3 separate regions of the Homo sapiens genome follow, and all the other regions are linked to region 3. Evidence: chromatin loops called from intact Hi-C (ENCODE). Cell type or tissue: HCT116. All regions are shown on one strand. Links, peaks and the distances in the headings refer to the core of each region. The heading gives the core; the rest is flanking DNA. Region 1 has its middle 6.3 kb from the start of PRPH. Region 2 has its middle 12 kb from the start of MCRS1. Region 3 has its middle 8.4 kb from the start of SPATS2.

Evidence for each region. A loop is a pair of places that touch in the nucleus more often than their neighbours do. Peaks named below come from ENCODE experiments on the same cell type or tissue, not always from the same donor. Only the 100,000 strongest peaks of a DNase experiment are listed, where the experiment ranks them.
Region 1: it touches region 3 in a loop (7-fold over the local background); 56 of 110 quality-filtered maps call a loop at or near these places.
Region 2: a loop joins it to region 3, with 9 times the contacts of the local background. A loop is called at or near these places in 57 of 110 quality-filtered maps.

The regions. Positions count from the first base shown.
Region 1 is chr12:49,285,991-49,291,683 of GRCh38, reverse strand. No RefSeq gene overlaps it. Among named protein-coding and RNA genes, the nearest start is that of PRPH, 6.3 kb to the left of the region's middle. In HCT116, for the core only: a CTCF peak has its summit at 3,165 (motif pointing left); a DNase peak (open chromatin) is centred at 3,194.
Region 2 is chr12:49,577,785-49,583,477 of GRCh38, reverse strand. It overlaps a transcript of FAM186B not described here. Among named protein-coding and RNA genes, the nearest start is that of MCRS1, 12 kb to the right of the region's middle. RefSeq lists enhancers at 1,023-1,072, 1,173-1,222. In HCT116, for the core only: a CTCF peak has its summit at 2,774 (motif pointing right); a DNase peak (open chromatin) is centred at 2,807.
Region 3 is chr12:49,356,199-49,361,891 of GRCh38, reverse strand. No RefSeq gene overlaps it. Among named protein-coding and RNA genes, the nearest start is that of SPATS2, 8.4 kb to the left of the region's middle. In HCT116, for the core only: CTCF peaks have their summits at 3,056 (motif pointing left) and 4,627 (motif pointing right); DNase peaks (open chromatin) are centred at 3,061 and 4,582; H3K4me3 peaks cover 461 bases; H3K27ac peaks cover 1,781 bases.

The DNA.
Region 1 (5,693 bases), core at 219-5,218, 70 kb after region 3:
GTGGCATGATCTCAGCTCACTGCAACCTCCACCTCCTGGGATCAAGCGATTCTCCTGCCTCAGCCTCCCGAGTAGCTGGGATTACAGGTACCTGCCACCATGCCTGGCTAATTTTTGTACTTTAGTAGAGACGGGGTTTCATTATGTAGGTCAAGCTGGTCTCGAACTCCTGATCTCAAATGGTCCGCCTGCCTCGGCCTCCCAAAGAGCTGGGATTACAGGCGTGAGCCACCACGCCTGGCCAAGAGTGCTATTAAATGTCAGGCCACGGGCTCAAAGCTGGATTAGGAGGGCATGTAGGCAAGAGAGAGTGGGAGATTGGGAGAGTAAAGAGATCCATGGCTGGCCAAAGAACAGTCATAGAACAAAGACATGCCAGTGGAGCACAGTGGTTTACGCCTGTAATCCCAGCACTTTGGGAGGCTGAGGCGGGCGGATCACAAGGTCAGGAGATCAAGACCATCCTGGCTAACATGGTGAAACCCTGTCTCTACTAAAAATACAAAAAATTAGCCGGGCGTGGTGGCGGGCACCTGTAGTCCCAGCTACTGGAGAGGCTGAGGCAGGAGAATGGTGTGAACCCAGGAGGTGGAGCTTGCAGTGAGCGGAGATCGCGCCACTGCACTCCAGCCTGGGTGACAGAGCGAGACTCCATCTCAAAAAACAAACAAACAAATTAGCCGGGCGTGGTAGCATACGCCGGTAATCCCAGCTACTTGGGAGGCTGAGGAAGGAGAATCTATTGAACCCGGGAGGCAGAGGTTGCAGTGAGCCAAGATCGCGCCACTTCACTCCAGCCTGGGCGACAGAGTGAGACTCTGTCTCAAAAAAAAAAAAAAAAAAAAAAAAAAAAGACATGCTAAGCTCCTCCCAGCCTTACCCTCTGCTTCAGCACATCCCTAATACTTGCATCTGTCAGCTGGGGTCTCTGCCTCTCCGGGTCTAGGATTGACACAAACCTCCACTCCAGGCCAGGCGAAGTGGCTCGCACCTGTAATCCCAGCACTTTGGGAGGCCAAAGCAGGCAGATCGCTTGATCCTAGAAGTTCAAGACCAGTCCTGGGCAACATGGAGAAACCCCATCTCTACAAAACACACAAAAATTAGCCAGGCATGGTGGCATACACCTGTAGTCCCAGCTACTTGGAAGGCTGAGGTGGGAGGCTCACCTGAGCCCAGGAGGTCAAGGCTGCTGTGAACTGTGACTACACCACTGTACTCCAGCCCCAGTGACTGAGATCCTATCTCAAAATAAATAAATAAATAACCAGCCAGGCGCTGTGGCTCACGCCTGTAATCCCAGCACGTTGGGAGGCCGAGGCGGGCAGATCATGAGGTCAGATCGAGACCATCCTGGCTAACACGGTGAAACCCCGTCTCTACTAAAAATACAAAAAAGTAAACCGGCATGGTGGCGAGCGCCTGTAGTCCCAGCTACTCAGGAGGCTGAGGCAGGAGAATGGCGTGAACCCGGGAGGCGGAGCTTGCAGTGAGCCGAGATTGCGCCACTGCACTCCAGCCTGGACGACAGAGCAAGACTCCGTCTCAAAAATAAAAATTAAAAAATTTAACAAAACAAAATAAAAATTAAAAAACTAAACCTCCACTCCACATCCTAGGTGAAGTCCAGGGTCCTCTCCAGGATTCCTTTGTCTTCCCAGCTTTATTTTATTTTTATGTATTTATTTATTTTATTATTATTATTATTAATTATTATTATTATTGTTACTACTATTATTTTTTGAGACGGAGTCTCGCTTTGTCACCGGGCTGCAGTACAGTGGTGCGATCTTGCCTCACTGCAAACTTCGCCTCCGGGGTTCAAGCGATTCTCCTGCCTCAGCCTCCCAAGTAGCTGGGACTACATCCTGGGCACGCCACCACACCCAGCTAATTTTTGTATTTTTAGTAGAGATGGGTTTCACCATGTTGGCCAGGATGGTCTCCATCTCTTGGCCTCGTGATCTGTCCGCCTTGGCCTCCCAAAGTGCTGGGATTACAGGCATGAACCACAGCCCCCGGCCTATTTTATTTTTATTTTTTGAGAAGGATCTCACTCTGTCACCCAGGTTGGAATGCAGTGGTGCAGTCTCAGCTCACTACAACTTCCGCCTCCCAGGCTCAAACGATCCTCCTGCCTCAGTCCTTGAGTAGCTGGGGTTGCAGGAGCGCACCACCACGCCTGGCTAATTTTTTTCTACTTTTGGTAGAGAGGGGGTTTCACCATGTTGCCCAGGCTGATCTCAGACTACTGAGCTCAGGCAATCCACCCACCTCGGCCTCCCAAAGTGCTGGGATTACAATCGTGAGCCACCATGCCTGGCCCCCCAGCTTTATTTTTGAGTCCCTAGCTCCAAGTCCTCGCTGCTCCTGAATTGCCTGACTTTATAGTTGCTCTTGCGATGTCCCAGATGTGGAACTCAGCACTGTTCCTTGGTCCCTGTGGTCCTATTTCCCCATCACTTAGGTAAGACCTGAGGCTCAGAGGGACCAAGTTGCATGTCTGAGCTTGTACAGTGAGCTAGTGGTGGTTTCCTCTGGAAGGGCGCGTCCTGGTTGATCAGGCCCTGAGTGGCCCTGCTGGTGTTCTTCACTCTATGCCTGCAGGACCCAAGGTGAGCCTCAGCCGGAAGGGATCCAGCACCACACTTTTGAAGGTAGACTCTCCCAGCCCAGTTTGGCTGCAGGGTCCCCACTGACAGAGTGGCTTTACCAGAGTGGAACTCTTTCCCATTATCTCCACCTGGGGCTCCACTGCTTCCAGTTAGGGAGCACTGTGGGCATCCCTGCCAGCTCATCCCTTCTCTCACTGTATCACATAGTGATACAGTGCTAGGTCTAACACATTTATTTAATCACTCCTAATCCTCACAGTAACCCTATGACATAGGTACTATTACTATTCCCACTTCATAGTTGAAGAAACTGAGGCACAGCGAGGTTAAGTAACTTTCCTAAGGTCACACAGCTAGTAACTGGTAATCTGTTTATATGTCTGCCTCTGACTTTCCGCTCCCTGACAATATGATCTTTGAGGGCAACGATAAGATCGTACTGATCTTTTTGTCCGTGGTGTCTGCGGCGGGACCTAGGTCAATTGAATGCGTGTGAGGCACCCAAAAAATCTCTTTGTTGGTGGCCCCTAAAATAAAGCGAGGTATGTTGCTGCCACCTTCTGGTCAGAAGTCAGAATGACGTGCTGACGTGTTCAGTCTGCATCTATGTTGAGTTCAAGACTCAAGGATCCTGGAACACTGGAATTTGGGGAATACTTCAAAACTTATTGTGATTTCTTTTTTTGTTTGTTTGTTTGTTTACAGATGACATTTATCCAAGGGAGTGTAAAATAGAGTCAGAGAAGCACTGGTATGAGGAGTTTGGAGCCCTCATTCCATTCATTCCCTGAGTTCTAGGAGCCTCCTCTGTTCCTCCAGAAGCCAAAAGACAGGGCAGGAAGACAAAATCTTTCCGCAACTCCTCACCATTCTCTGTTGTGCCCACAATCTCCGGTTCCACCCTCACTGTAAAATCACGTCTCCATCCGCCTGCTTGATCTTTCAGCCAGCCGCTCCTCAGCTGGAGAATGGGAAATAATGGGCTGTGCCAGCAAGCCACACTCCAAGGGCAGAGTGCTCAGTGAACCTGTTCAAAGTGTGGCCTGGGCAGCTGCCTGAGGGTCACCCGGGCCATGAAAAGGCAGGCCCCTGGGTCCTACCCACATCTTCTGAATCTTTAGAAGGGCATTGACAAATGCTCTACTGATTTTTAAGTATTCCTGGATTAAGATATTTTTTCTTTAAATTGTCCATCTTTTACTCTATTTTATCTTGAAAAAAATCAAACCCAGGACAAAGTTGAAAGAATGCTGCTATGAACACCAATATATCCTTCCCTTGGATTTACCAGTTGTCAATGTTTTGCCACAATTCCTCTGGAAGTGTTAGACATCATTATATTTAATCTCTGAATACATTAGCATGTAACTCCAAAGAACAAGGACATTTTCCTACATAACCACAGTAGGATTAGCCCACTGAAGACATTTAACATCGATTTGCCTTTATTTGTGTAAAAAAATTTTGTAACTAACAAAAAAGAAATTTAACACTGATATAACAGTATTATCTAATACACAGCCCATATTCAAATTCCCTCAATTGCCCCAATAACATTCTTTATAGCTATTTCCATGCAATCTAGGACTTGAAAATCATGAATTGTATTCAGTCATCACCCGAGCAGAAGGGTAAGGCTGGGGATGAGCTTGGCATGTTTGAAGAATTGCAGAAAGTTCAGTGAGGCTGGCGCGAGGCAGATGAGGGAAGAGAGCGGGAAAGGTGAGGTTAGAGGCATGGCAAGGAGTCAAAGATCACGAGGCTTTTAAAATCAGAGTAAAGAGTTTATTTTAAATGCAATGAAAAGCCATTAGAGGGTTTGAAGCAGGGAATGACTTAATCTGATTTATAATTTTTGTTTTGTTTTGTTTTGTTTTTGAAATGGAGTCTCGCTCTGTCGCCAGGCTGGAGTGCAGTCGTGCGATCTTGGCTCACTGCAACCTCTGCCTCCCAGGTTCAGGTGATTCTCCTGCCTCAGCCTCCCGAGTAGCTGGGACTACAGGAGCGTGCCACCACACACAGCTAATTTTTTTGTATTTTTAGTAGAGGTGGGGTTTCACCATGTTGGCCAGAATGGGCTCGATCTCCTGACCTAGTGATCTGCCCGCCTCGGCCTCCCAAAGTGCTGGAATTACAGGCATGAGCCACCTTGCTCCGCCCTGATTTAGGATTTTAAAAGGTCAATCTGAAGACAATTTCAGAGTTGGGACATTCTATAAGACAACTAGTCCTAGACTCTTTAAAAAGTTAAGGTCAAGGCCAGGCACGGTGTCTCACACCTGTAATCCCAGCACTTTAGGAGGCCTAGGTGGGCGGATCACCTGAGGTCGGGAGTTGGAGACCAGCCTGATCAACATGGCGAAACCCTGTCTCTACTAAAAATACAAGAAAAAAAAAGTTAATGCCAAAATAATAATAATAATAATAATAATAATAAGTTTATATCATTTTTTGTTGGTGTTTTTTGGAGCTTTCATAACAAATTACCACAAACTTGGTGGCTTAGAACAACAAAAATGTATTCTCTCACAGTTCTGAAGTCCAGAAGTCCAAAATCAAGGTGTTGGTGGGGCTGTAGTCCCGAAGGCTGGAGCAGAGAGGAACCCTTCCTTGCCTCTTCCAGCTTGTGGTGCTCCAGGCATTCCTTGGCTTGTGACCACATCCCTCCAGTCTCTCCCTCTGTCTTCGCATGGCCGTCTCCTCCTTTGTGTCCATGTCTCCTCTTCCTCTTACAAAGACCCTCATCTTTGGATTTGGGGCCCACCCAAGTAATCCAGGATGATCTCACCTTAAGATCATTGTTTACCCCTGTAAAGACGCTTTTCCCAAATAAGGTCACATTAACATGTCCTAGGACATAGACATATGTTTTGGGAAGCCACCATTCAGTCCACTACAGTGGGAGATCATTTTGACAACAAGAGACTAAGAGATGAAACAATCAAATGTATGTACAAAGCTAGATTGGACCCTAAATTTTTTTTAAAGAGGTTATTGGAGAATTTGGGGTATTATATGCTATGAAATGATTATTCTTCTTTTAGGTGTGAAGATCGGAGTGTGGTTGTGTAATGGAAT
Region 2 (5,693 bases), core at 500-5,499, 220 kb before region 3:
TCTCGGGTCCCAGGCTCTTTCTTTTCTGGAGGCCTCACCCCAATGATACTTAACATCTTAAAATGCCCTCACACTAAATGTATCGCTCTAAATAATTAGAAAGCATTTTTATAACCTTGCTTCAGAAATTAACTGGCTATGAGTAAGTTATTTAATGTGTACTTAGCTGTGAGTGACATCTCAGCAATCAGAATGCACAGAGAAGAAATTGAACAAGTTTTATAAATGTAATGAGACTATTTTGAATATTAAATTTGACAGTGAATGAAACTGACAATATTATGTTTTATAAAGATTTCATACTATTCATACATTCTTTGTTTTTATATTTTGGCACCCATATTTTCAAAGGTTTCATGTTTTCACAGGCTCTTGGCACTGTGCTTAAGGGGCCTGGTGGCTGAACTTGCTCTGGTGATGGAGGACTTTGACCTTCTGCACGTCCTCTAGCGAGCTCTCTGGCAAGCATGCAGAGTGTCTGACATTCTTCTCCTGCTTTGGTAACAATTTCATCTTCTTAAAGGCAAAGAAAGCCTGCACGGGCCAAGCTGTGAAGCCAAGAGGGTTGGAAGACAAATATATATGTGTGTGTATCTTTGTGTATATATGTGTGTGTATGTATACGTTTGTGTATATATGTATGTATTTATGTAGCTGTGGATGTATTTATGTATGTATGTGCACATGTGTGTATATGTGTATGTGTGTGTATAAATGTGTATGTGTGTATACATGTATGTGTATGCATGTGTATATATGTGTAAGTGTGTGTGTGTGTGTGTGTGTCGGGTGTTTTTCTAGTGATGAGGTTCACTGATACTATACAGGAGCCTAATTTTTTTTAAGAGCAAAGTTGACATTTCTGGTCAATGTATTGCTTCTACCCCCAAAAAATTCAGGGAAGACAAGGCATGGGAAGGAGTATTTTTTTGAGCATTGCTTCAAGCCATATTCGGGGACTGGCCATAGCTCTGCTTGCATGGCCCACAGCCTCAGATGAGGAACCAAAACAAATGTGGAAGATGACATGGGAGAAGGGTCTACTCTGGCCTTGACTAACTGCAGAGGCATACAGTGGAAAGGAGAAAACCCCTTCAAAAACAACCCAGGCATAGAGCCAGGGAGGGGAAAGCCATGCATGGTCTGAAAAGTCAGAAAACAGATGAGCATGATTCTATGATCAGAGGAGTCACCTTCTCAAGAAGAGAAGATGTGTATGGCTGGGATGCTGTTAACTATCAAGTGAGGGCTTTGAAGGCAGGAATTTGAAGGTAGCTACATCTAACATGTTACAGGATCTGCCTCTAACAGGTGGGCAACATGCAGGAACAGACGTGGAATTTGAGTAGAGAGAGGGAATTGTACAAAAGAAATGGAAACTTGAAGATGCCAGAAATGAAAATCTTGCTGGGTGCAGTGGCTCACGCCTGTAATCCTAGCACTTTGGGAGGCCAAGGTGGGCGGATCATGAGGTCAAGAGATCGAGACAATCCTGGCCAACACGGTGAAACCCCGTCTCTACTAAAAACACAAAAATTAGCTGGCCATGGTGGCACGTGCCTGTAGTCCCAGCTACTTGGGGGGCTGAGGCAGGAAAATTGCTTGAACCCAGGAGGTGGAGGTTGCAGTAAGTTGAGATTGTGCCACTGCACTCCAGCCTGGTGACAGAGTGAGACTCTGTCTCAAAAAAAAAAAAGAAAAGAAAAGAAAAGAAAATCTTAACATCAGAGATATAGAAATCCTTTGGCAGGTTTATCAGCCAACTAGACAAAAGCAAGGCAAAAAAATATGTGAATTGAGGCAAGATCAATAGAAATTAGCCAACTATAACACAGAGAGAGTAAAAACAAAGCAACAAATCAGCAACCCCCAAACCAAACACCCAAGATGTGTGGGACAATACCAATGGTTTCACACACATGTGATCAAAGTCCCAGAAAAAGGGAGAAGAAATATTTAACAAGCTACTTGAAGAGATAATCACTGAGAATTTCCAAAATTAAAGACAAGAAGCCACAGATCCAAGGAGCTCAGAGAACTGAAGCAAGATAAATACAAAGGAAAACATACCTCAGCATATCATAGTCAAACCTGAAACCAAAGATGAGAGAACTTGAAAGCAGCCAGAAAGAAAAAGTTACCCAGTAAAGTAAAAAATAAAGCAGTCTTCTCAGGCAGTCTTGTAAGTTATGGGTCCACTAGATAACCCAGGAGCCTTCTAGAATATTCCTCCATTTGGGGGCAATTAGCTTAAGCAGGTAACATCCCAGCCAATTAGCCAATTAGGAGGCTGAGTGGCCTCCCATGCTCCAGTTCTACATATCCTGGCCCTGGCTCTTGTGTCACACCCTGCCCCTGCTCTCTGCACACCCTGGGAGGCCCTGCGCTGGCTGGTGGCTTCATCACCCCTCAAACACTATTTATTGCCTCTGAGCTGGGAGGAAGCTGAGCAGGTGGAGGCTGGATACACTAGTCACTGACCTCAGTGACCCTTGAGGCAGGCCCTGGGGTCTGACTGCTGCCTCACATTCTTTCCCAGGAGCTGAGCAGCCTGGAACAACCAAAGCCTGAGTCCAGCTAGTGCACCAGTCAGGGCGCTGCCACAGAGTTCACTGCCACAGGCAGCAGTGCTGTGAGCGGGCAGCTGCCAATGATTCAGGCCACCACTGGTCAAGAAGATTCGGTTTCCTCTCTCATCACCCCCAGGCTGTCTGTTAGGCGCCCCGTATCCTCACTCTCTGGAAGAGAGGAGAAGCCTTTCCTGCAGAAGCCACAAGGAGGCAGCAAAGTGCTTGTCTAAGGGCCTCAGCTGGCCTGGAGAGGGGCCGGGAATTCAAGAATTAGAAGGGAGGGAACTGCGGGAAGACTGACAGGAGGGGAGCTGGTGAGTTCCTGGGAAGGTGCAGGTGGAGCGTGGACAGCAAGTGCAGCAGAGGGAGAAGGCATTCCTGACCCATGCTGGGACACGGGGATCCTGCAGAGGACTCATGGTTGTGGAGTCTGCTCTCCCTTGGACTGGGGACCCTTCCTCCTCGCTTGATCGCCTACCCCCAGCAGGTCCTCTGCTCTGTATGGCACAGATCTATCCCTGCAAATGACCCTTTGGGCAGCAGTTTTTAGGAGCTCTGCCAGGAGGCCCTTCCCATGGACTTCCTCAAGCATGCAGCATGGCCCCATTGATTCATTTACTCATTCATTCATTCAACAAGTACCTATTAGGCACCTAACATGAGGCAGTGTTCTAGGTGTTAGGGATACTGTAGTGAGTAAAACAGATTTTTAAAAAGTGCTTTCATGGCCAGGTGCAGTGGCTCACGCCTGTAATCCCAGCACTTTCGGAGGCCGAAGCGGGCACATCATAAGGTCAGGAAATCGAGACCATCCTGGCTAACATGGTGAAACCCCATCTCCACTAAAAATAAAAAAAATTAGCCGGGCGTGGTGGCGGGCGCCTGTAGTCCCAGCTACTCGGGAGGCTGAGGCAGGAGAATGGCATGAACCCGGGAGGCGGAGGTTGTGTGAGCCATGATCGTGCCACTGCACTCCAGCCTGGGCGACTGAGCGAGACTCCATCTCAAAAAACAAACAAACAAACAAAAAACTGCTTTCACAAAGCTTACATTCTATGGGGGGAAAAGACAAGAAACAAAAATAAGTAGTAAAATGCACAGTTATGTCAGAACGTAAAAGGTTCCATGGAGAAACACAAATTTCAAGAGGGATAAGGCAGCAGAGTGCAGGGGAGTGGGTGTTACCATTTAAAGCAGAGAGGGCATGGCAGGACGTTTCAGTGAAGACTTGAAGCAGGTGAGGAGGTGAGCTGCGGGAAGGGCGTGCCAGGCAGGGAGAGCAGGCTGAGGTGAGAGCCTGCCTGGCACACTCAGGGGGCAGCAAGGTGCCCGGGGTACCTGGTGTGGGTGAGTGGGAGGGTGGGAGGAGCCACGTTGCAGAGGCCACTGGGAGGCCGGTCACACAAGGCCTTGTAGGCCACCGTAAGGACCTCTGTTCACCCGGAATGCAATGGGAGCCATTGCAGAATTCTAAGCAGAGAAGTGACATCATGTGCCCTTCAATTCAAGAGCATCGTCTGGCTGCAACCATGAGCATAGACTGGGAGCAGGGCGCAGGGAGACCAGCTGGAAGCTGTTTCAATTCCCACCCCATTCAGAAAGCCTAGTCATGAAGGCCGGACGTGGTGGCTCACGCCTGTAATCCCAGCACTTTGGGAGGCCGCGGTGGGTGGATCACCTGAGATTGAGTTTGAGACCAGCCTGGCCAACATGGTGAAACCCTGTCTCTACTAAAAAATACAAAACTTAGTCAGGCATGGTGGCAGGCACCTGTAATCCCAGCTTCTCAGGAGGCTGAGGCAGGAGAATCGCTTGAATTTGGGAAGTGGAGATTCAAGTGAGCCGAGATCATTGCACTCCAGCCGGAGAGACAAGAGTGAGACTCTGTCTCAAAAAAAAAAAAAAAATGCTTAGTCAATGAGCTCAGATGGCCCTTCCACCACGAAGCTTCCACTAATCCTCCCTAAGCCTCCCCTTCTCCTGGGGACGGGCTCTCCTGCCTTTGTGCGTGGATCTCTTCCAGCATTGGTCCATCTTGCCTTTGTTCTGGGATTATCGGTGAGCCTGTCCTCAACCCCACTAGACCTGAAACTCTTTAAGACGGATGCCCAGTTGCTCTCACAGCTGTAGCTTCCCCTCTACCCGGACCTTCAGAGGGCCATGCACACAGTAGAAACCAAGTCAAGCTTTCCCTAAGGAGTAAGTGCTCCCATCCCTCCTTGGCTGCCTCTGAGGCTTCTTCCGGGCTGTGTTTCTGCCTGGAGCACCACAATCGTTGTATTAAATGCTTGGCCACCATGACAGCCCTAGTGCCTTCTGTGAGCTGCATGTCACCGTCCCTCAGCACAGCCAGGTTTACAGGACACAGCTTGTCACCGGCCCATAAGGCAGCCTGTCAGCACTGGCAGGAAGCACACACAAACCAGTGAGTTTGCACAATCAGTGGCCTCTCTGGAGGCTCCCGAGGGCAATTAAATGTGTAATTTTTCATTTATTGATTCCTTAAACATTTATTGAGCACCTACTGTGGTGCCATGATCTGTATTAGGCAGCAGGGGCACGGAAGTGAGTAAAACTCATTTCCCAGGAGCCTACTGCAAACACAGGGTGCTGACTGGATGCAAAGCACTGGCACAGTTACAGAAATAAATTCAAGTATTGTCCTGAACTCCCGAGGACTCACAATCTACCCACCACTCCTTCAGCAATTGTACTGTGCCAAGTGCTGGAGTTGGCGATGAAAACAGAGGGGTCATGGCAAGCCTCGCAGGGTGACGCTTGAGTAGAGACTTGAAAAGGTGGGGAGGCAAGTCATGGGGGAATGGTGACATTGGGACAGACTCCCCTCACACGCCAGTGTGGAGAAAGAGTAGTAACTGGTAGGGAGCTAGTGTGGGAATGCAAGACAAAGTGCAACAGAGAATGGGGAAGACATATGGCAGTGAAGGTCTGGGGAGGCCTTTGGGACTAAGTGGGATCTCCATGAAATGTGGAAGGATGGGTGGAACTATTGCAGGGGGCGGGAGGCAGGAAATCCAAGGGAAAAGGACACTGTAAGCACAGAGCATGTTCATGTGGCAGCAAGCGGCCAGCCTGGGTGTAGTTCCACACCACGTGTTGTAG
Region 3 (5,693 bases), core at 405-5,404:
ATTGTCTCATTTGATTGTCTGAACATTGTGTGGTGCAGGCATCATTGTCCTCATGTAACAAATGAGGAAACTGAAGCTCAAAATTTTTCAATAATTTACCTAGGTTGCACATTTAATAAATGTCCTGCTATTTACATTAGGAGAAGACACAGTCACTTGCCCTCAAGCAGCTTTGGTATAGTTAAGAAGAGAAGACTTGCAAACATGAGACAGAGAACAATTTATATGGCAACATGCAAGAAACTTATTGATAGAACAGTACAAACTAGATGGGAATACAGAAGGAATTCAAAGGGCAAAGATTACTAGAGGTGGAATTAATCAGCAAAGGCATCATTTAGGGATAAACCTTAAGCTAGGTCATAAAAGAAGTGTAAAGATTTGTATTAGCAAGGCTAGGCATGGTGGTTAATGCCTGTAATCCCAGCACTTTGGGAGGCTGAGGCCGGTGGCTCACCTGAGGTCAGGAGTTCGAGACCAGCCTGGCCAATATGATGAAATCCTGTCTCTACAAAAAATACAAATATATTAGCCTGGCGTGGTGGCGGGCGCCTATAATCCCAGCTACTCGTGAGGCTGAGGCACAAGAATCACTTGAACCCAGGAGGCGGAGGTTGCAATGAGCCAAGATCACACCACTGCACTCCAGCCTGGGCAAGAGCGAAACTCCATCTCAAAAAAAAAAAAAAAAAAAGATTTAGCAGAGAGGAAAAATAATTATAGGAAAGAAGAAGAACATCAACCAAAGGCAGAAATATCAAAACAAACACATTGATGGAGAAGAATTAGAGCCTGAAGGGAGATGGGTCTGAAATGATCAGTCATCTTGGCTGTGCAAGAAAAGTCAACTGCTAAGACGAAGTAAGTTTGCAGGCACTGAATATCAAATTTACTGAATATTAAACGTACACTCTCTCCTGTGGTTCATGGGAGGGAAAGGGAGGAAAAAGCAAGAGAAACCACGTCTAAAGTGGGTAAGGATATGGAAGGAGGGGTGGGGGAGTAAAACAAGCCTCAGTGGCCCTCAGATCTGTGACTGGGAAACACCTGAACCAAAGACGTTTTATGTCCCACAACCCCTTCCCATTCTTTTCTTTTTTTTTTGAGACAGAGTCTCGCACTGTCACCCAGGCTGGAGTGCAGTGGCGCGATCTCAGCTCACGGCAACCTCCACCTCCCGGGTTCAAGCGATTCTCCTGCCTCAGCCTCCCAAGTAGCTGGGACTACAGGTGCGCCACCATGCCCAGCTAATTTTTTTGAAGTTTTAGTAGAGACGGGGTTTCACATGTTGGCCAGGATGGTCTCAATCTCTTGACCTCGTGATCCACCTGCCTTGGCCTCCCAAAGTGCTGGGATTACAGGCGTTAGTCACCGGCGCCAAGCCCCATTCCTTTTTTTTTTTTTAAGAGACAGGGTTCTCACTCTGTTGCCCAGGTTGGAGTGCAGTGATGGGATCATTGCTCACTGCAGCCTCCAGCTCCCAGGCTCAACTGGTCCTCCCATTGCAGCCTTCCCAGTGGCTTGGACTACAGGTGTGAGCCACCAGGCCTGGCTAATTTTTTTTTTTTTATAGAGATGGGGTCTCCCCATGTTGCCCAGGCCGGTCTCAAACTCAAGCAATCTTCCCCACTGGGTTCAAGTGATCCTCCTGCCTTAGCCTCTCAAAAGTGCTAGGATTATAGGCATCAGCCACTATGCCTGGCCTTTTTTTTCCCCACTCTTGAGACAGATTAATAAATTTCTTATTTATTTATTTGAGGCAGGGGCTTGCTCTGTTGCCTAGGTTGGAGTACAGTGGCAGAATCATAACTCACTGTAGCCTCAAACTCCCGGGCTCAAGTGATCCCCCCGCCTCCGCCCATCATCACACCCAGCTCCCGTTCCTTTTCTGGTACTAATTCACCTGAAATGTGCCTGAGCCATTGATTCTAGGAAAAATGCCCTTTTAGGTGTTGCTTGCAAAGCCAGGCTCACATGCTGACTCAGTCACTGCCCAGCAGATGTTCCCCACAACATTTCTCAACCCAGAATTGGGACTGAGGTCTGGCACAGAATGGGTTAAAAGATTCCCTTCTGGGCTGGGAGTGGTGGCCTGTAATCCCAACACTTTGGGAGGGCAAGGCGAGCAGATCACCTGAGGTTGGGAGTTCGAGACCAGCCTGACCAAAATGGAGAAACCCCCGTCTCTACTAAAAATACAAAATTAGCTGGGTGTGGTGGTACATGCCTGTAATCCCAGCTACTCAGGAGGCTGAGGCAGGAGAATCGCTTGAACCCGGGAGGTGGAGATTGTGGTGAGCTGACATGGTGCCATTGCACTCCAGCCTGGGCAACAAGAGCGAAACTCCGTCTCAAAAAAAAAAAAAAAAGATTCCCTTCCAAGTTTCCCATACAGGGCACTGTTTTACTGCTTTGTTCTGTTGAAACTTGTCAGTAACGTTTAAACCCAGAAAGTCCAAGATCCTTGCTTAGAGTCATAATAGTTTGCAAATAACCAGATGGACTATGGAAAGGGTGAATGAGAGGTGGGGAAAAAGAAGAATAAGAAAGAAAAGAGAGAACAAATTATTGAAATGAAGTATCTTTAGCTGGAACCCTACATAAATTTTTTACTTTTATTGCTCAAAACTCATCTTAGCAAAAACAAAACAAAACAAAACAAAACAGTTGAACAACTTTTAATCCCTTGAGGCGACTAACAGAAATACTGCAGGGAACATGAAGCAAAAGAAAAACATTTTAAATCACCTTCTCAGGGTGGGAACTTCAAAAGCCAAAGCACTGGCATGAGATGTGCGTTCAAAGTTCTAACATGAAATAGACAGCTCTAGATTCCCCTAGGAGATTAAATGACAACTGAAAAGCATGCTTCAGTTGGAGCTTGCTTTGAATAACACCCCAAATCCAACTTCACAGTTGCTTGCTCCTTCTCAGCAAAAGGAGAGGACTGAACTCTGGTAATGAACCTGCTATGGAGGTGCCACTACCACATTTTTTTTTAAGTGAAGGGGACAGCCGAGGGACATATTTTACCATGACAGCCTTGTAGCGCCATCTGCAGTTCCTAGCTAAGACTACAACAAACCACACGTCTCCAGGCTTGTTAGGACCACCCCACTGTTCAAGAGAAAAGAAAACTAAGACATAGAGTACTAAAGTCAGTGAGTCCTCAAAAGCCTCCTGGGTCCTAGAGTAGATGCAAACATAGCTCTAAGACACAGTGCCTAGGAAAAGATCTAAGGGCCTCAGTTGACTATAAACTCAATGAGTCACACTTACATAGCAACCAAAAAAAGCTAGTAAATTTTTAGGCTGCTGGATTTAAAGGATGATATATTGTTCAGACCTTGAGAACGTAACAGCCCCACAGTACCCCGTTCTGTCTGAACACGTCTCAGAATTGCATTTAGTTCTGGGCACCACAATTTAAGAGCAATATTGACAAGAGCTATAAAAAATGTTCATACCCTTTGACCCAGTAATCCCACCCATGGGAATTTATTCTAAGGAAATAATTCAAGAGAAGAGATGAATTAGAGCCATGAAGATATCGATGCCACATTATTTACAACAACATTATATAAATGTTTATCAAAAAGGGAATATTATACAGCTTTAAGATATAATGGTGTGTTATTAAAAAATAAAATGTAATGATAATGCATGCTTCAACATATTTGAATCATTTTTTCTTTTCTTTTCTTTTTTTTTTTTTTGAGAGTCTCGTTCTGTCACCCAGGCTGGAGTGCGGTGGCACAATCTCAGCTCACTGCAACCTCCTCCGCCTCCCAGGTTCAGACGATACTCCTGCCTCAGCCTCCTGAGTAGCTGGGACTACAGATGCATGCCACCACACCCAGCTAATTTTTGTATTTTTAGTAGAGACAGGGTTTCACCATGTTGGTCAGGCTGCTCTCAAACTCCTGACCTCGTGATCCGCCCACCTCAGCCACCCAAAGTGCTGGGATTACAGGCGTGAGCCACCACACCCAGCCCATATTTGAATCTTGGAAACATTATGTTCAATGAAAGAAGCCAGACACACACAAAGGACAACATATTGTGTGATGCCATTTAAATAAAATGTCCAGGATAGGCAAATCTAGAGACAGAAAGCAGATCAGTGATTGCAGAGGCTAGGAAGAGGAGGAAACAGAGAGTGATTGCTGATGAGTATGGAGTTTCTTTTTGGGGTGGTAAAACATTCTGGAATTAAATAGAGGTGATAATTATACAACTTTGTGAATCTATCAGAAACCACTGAATTGTACACTTTTAAAGGGTGAAGTTTATGCTATATGAATTATATCTCAATTAAATATATATAATAACAAAGTCTTTATAGTAATATTTTAAAAGCTTATTGAATCACAAGCATTTTTTTATTTTACTGTAAAAACATCATCTTTATCAGGGAGGGGGGAAAGTACAAAATTATGTCCCTGATATGATTCAACCATGTAAAATGATGTACATTTATGAACGACGACTAGAAGTGAACATGAATAACTGAAAACAAACAGTGTGATGCAAGTGAATTTTTGGAGGGTGAGATGGTCATTATATTGTTCTTCGAGCAATTAAATATTTTATTTTCTTCCCAAAACAATGTCCACAAGGGGGCAGACAGAAGATGACAAATAAAACCATTTAATAAAAACCTCAGCTGAAAAGCTAATAACTCCAGAATGCAGGTTGAAAGCAAGCTTAAAGGTCATCTAGGCTGGGGTCAGTAGCTCATGCCTGTAATCCCAACACTTTGGGAGGCCAAGGTGAGAGGATTGCTTGAGCCCAGGAGGTAAAGGCTGCAGTGAGCTATGACCGTGCCACTGCACACCAGCCTGTGCAACAAAGTAGATTTCGTCTCAAAAAAAAAAAAATCATCTAAGTCATCTAAGTCCATCTCCCTCACCTGACAAGAAAGAAACAGAGGCCCTAATGGAAAGGTGGCTCACCCAAAGTCACCAGTATGGTCAATGCAAGAGGTAGAAGTAGAGACCCATCTCTTCACCTCTTCATCCCTCCTCACTCGGACTACAGTGCCTCCTCCTTAAACAAAGTGATGGTAAATGTGGCAAATGAAAGACTTAGAGAGATAGGAGATGAAGGGCAGAATCTCATCAAGAAATGGTTTTTGGTTTTTTATGTTCTTTGTAGCAAGAGATGGCAGGTCCAGAAAGACATTACAAGGAAGCAAATTTAGGAACAATTTAGGGAACAATTAAGGATGTCTAAAAGGTGAGACAGGTAGAAGATTTCCAATTCAAGCAAAACCCGAAATGGTCATCTCTAAGGCAAGCTTTTCCCAAGATTCTGTACTGTATAGTTGCTTGGGATACAGGCCTTCTCAGTTCCCTTCCAACTCTTCAAAGTATCTATGAATTTTTGTTTTGTGCAAATGGGAGAATATGAAATCACTGGATTTCATTAAATCAACTAAGGTAGAAAATAAAGAAGACTCACTTGTTAATGTCTTAGATTTCCTATTATTTTACTAAATGTCCTTTTTTTAAGACCGTATTTTGGGTTTTGTTTTAATTTCATTTACTTATTTGTTTTTATTTTGTTTATTTATTTATTTATTTCAGACTGTGTCTCACTCTGTTGCCCAGGCTGGAGTACAGGGGCGCAATCACAACTCACTCATGATTGACCTTCTGGGCAGCCACATTTTCTTTTTTCTTTTTTTTTTC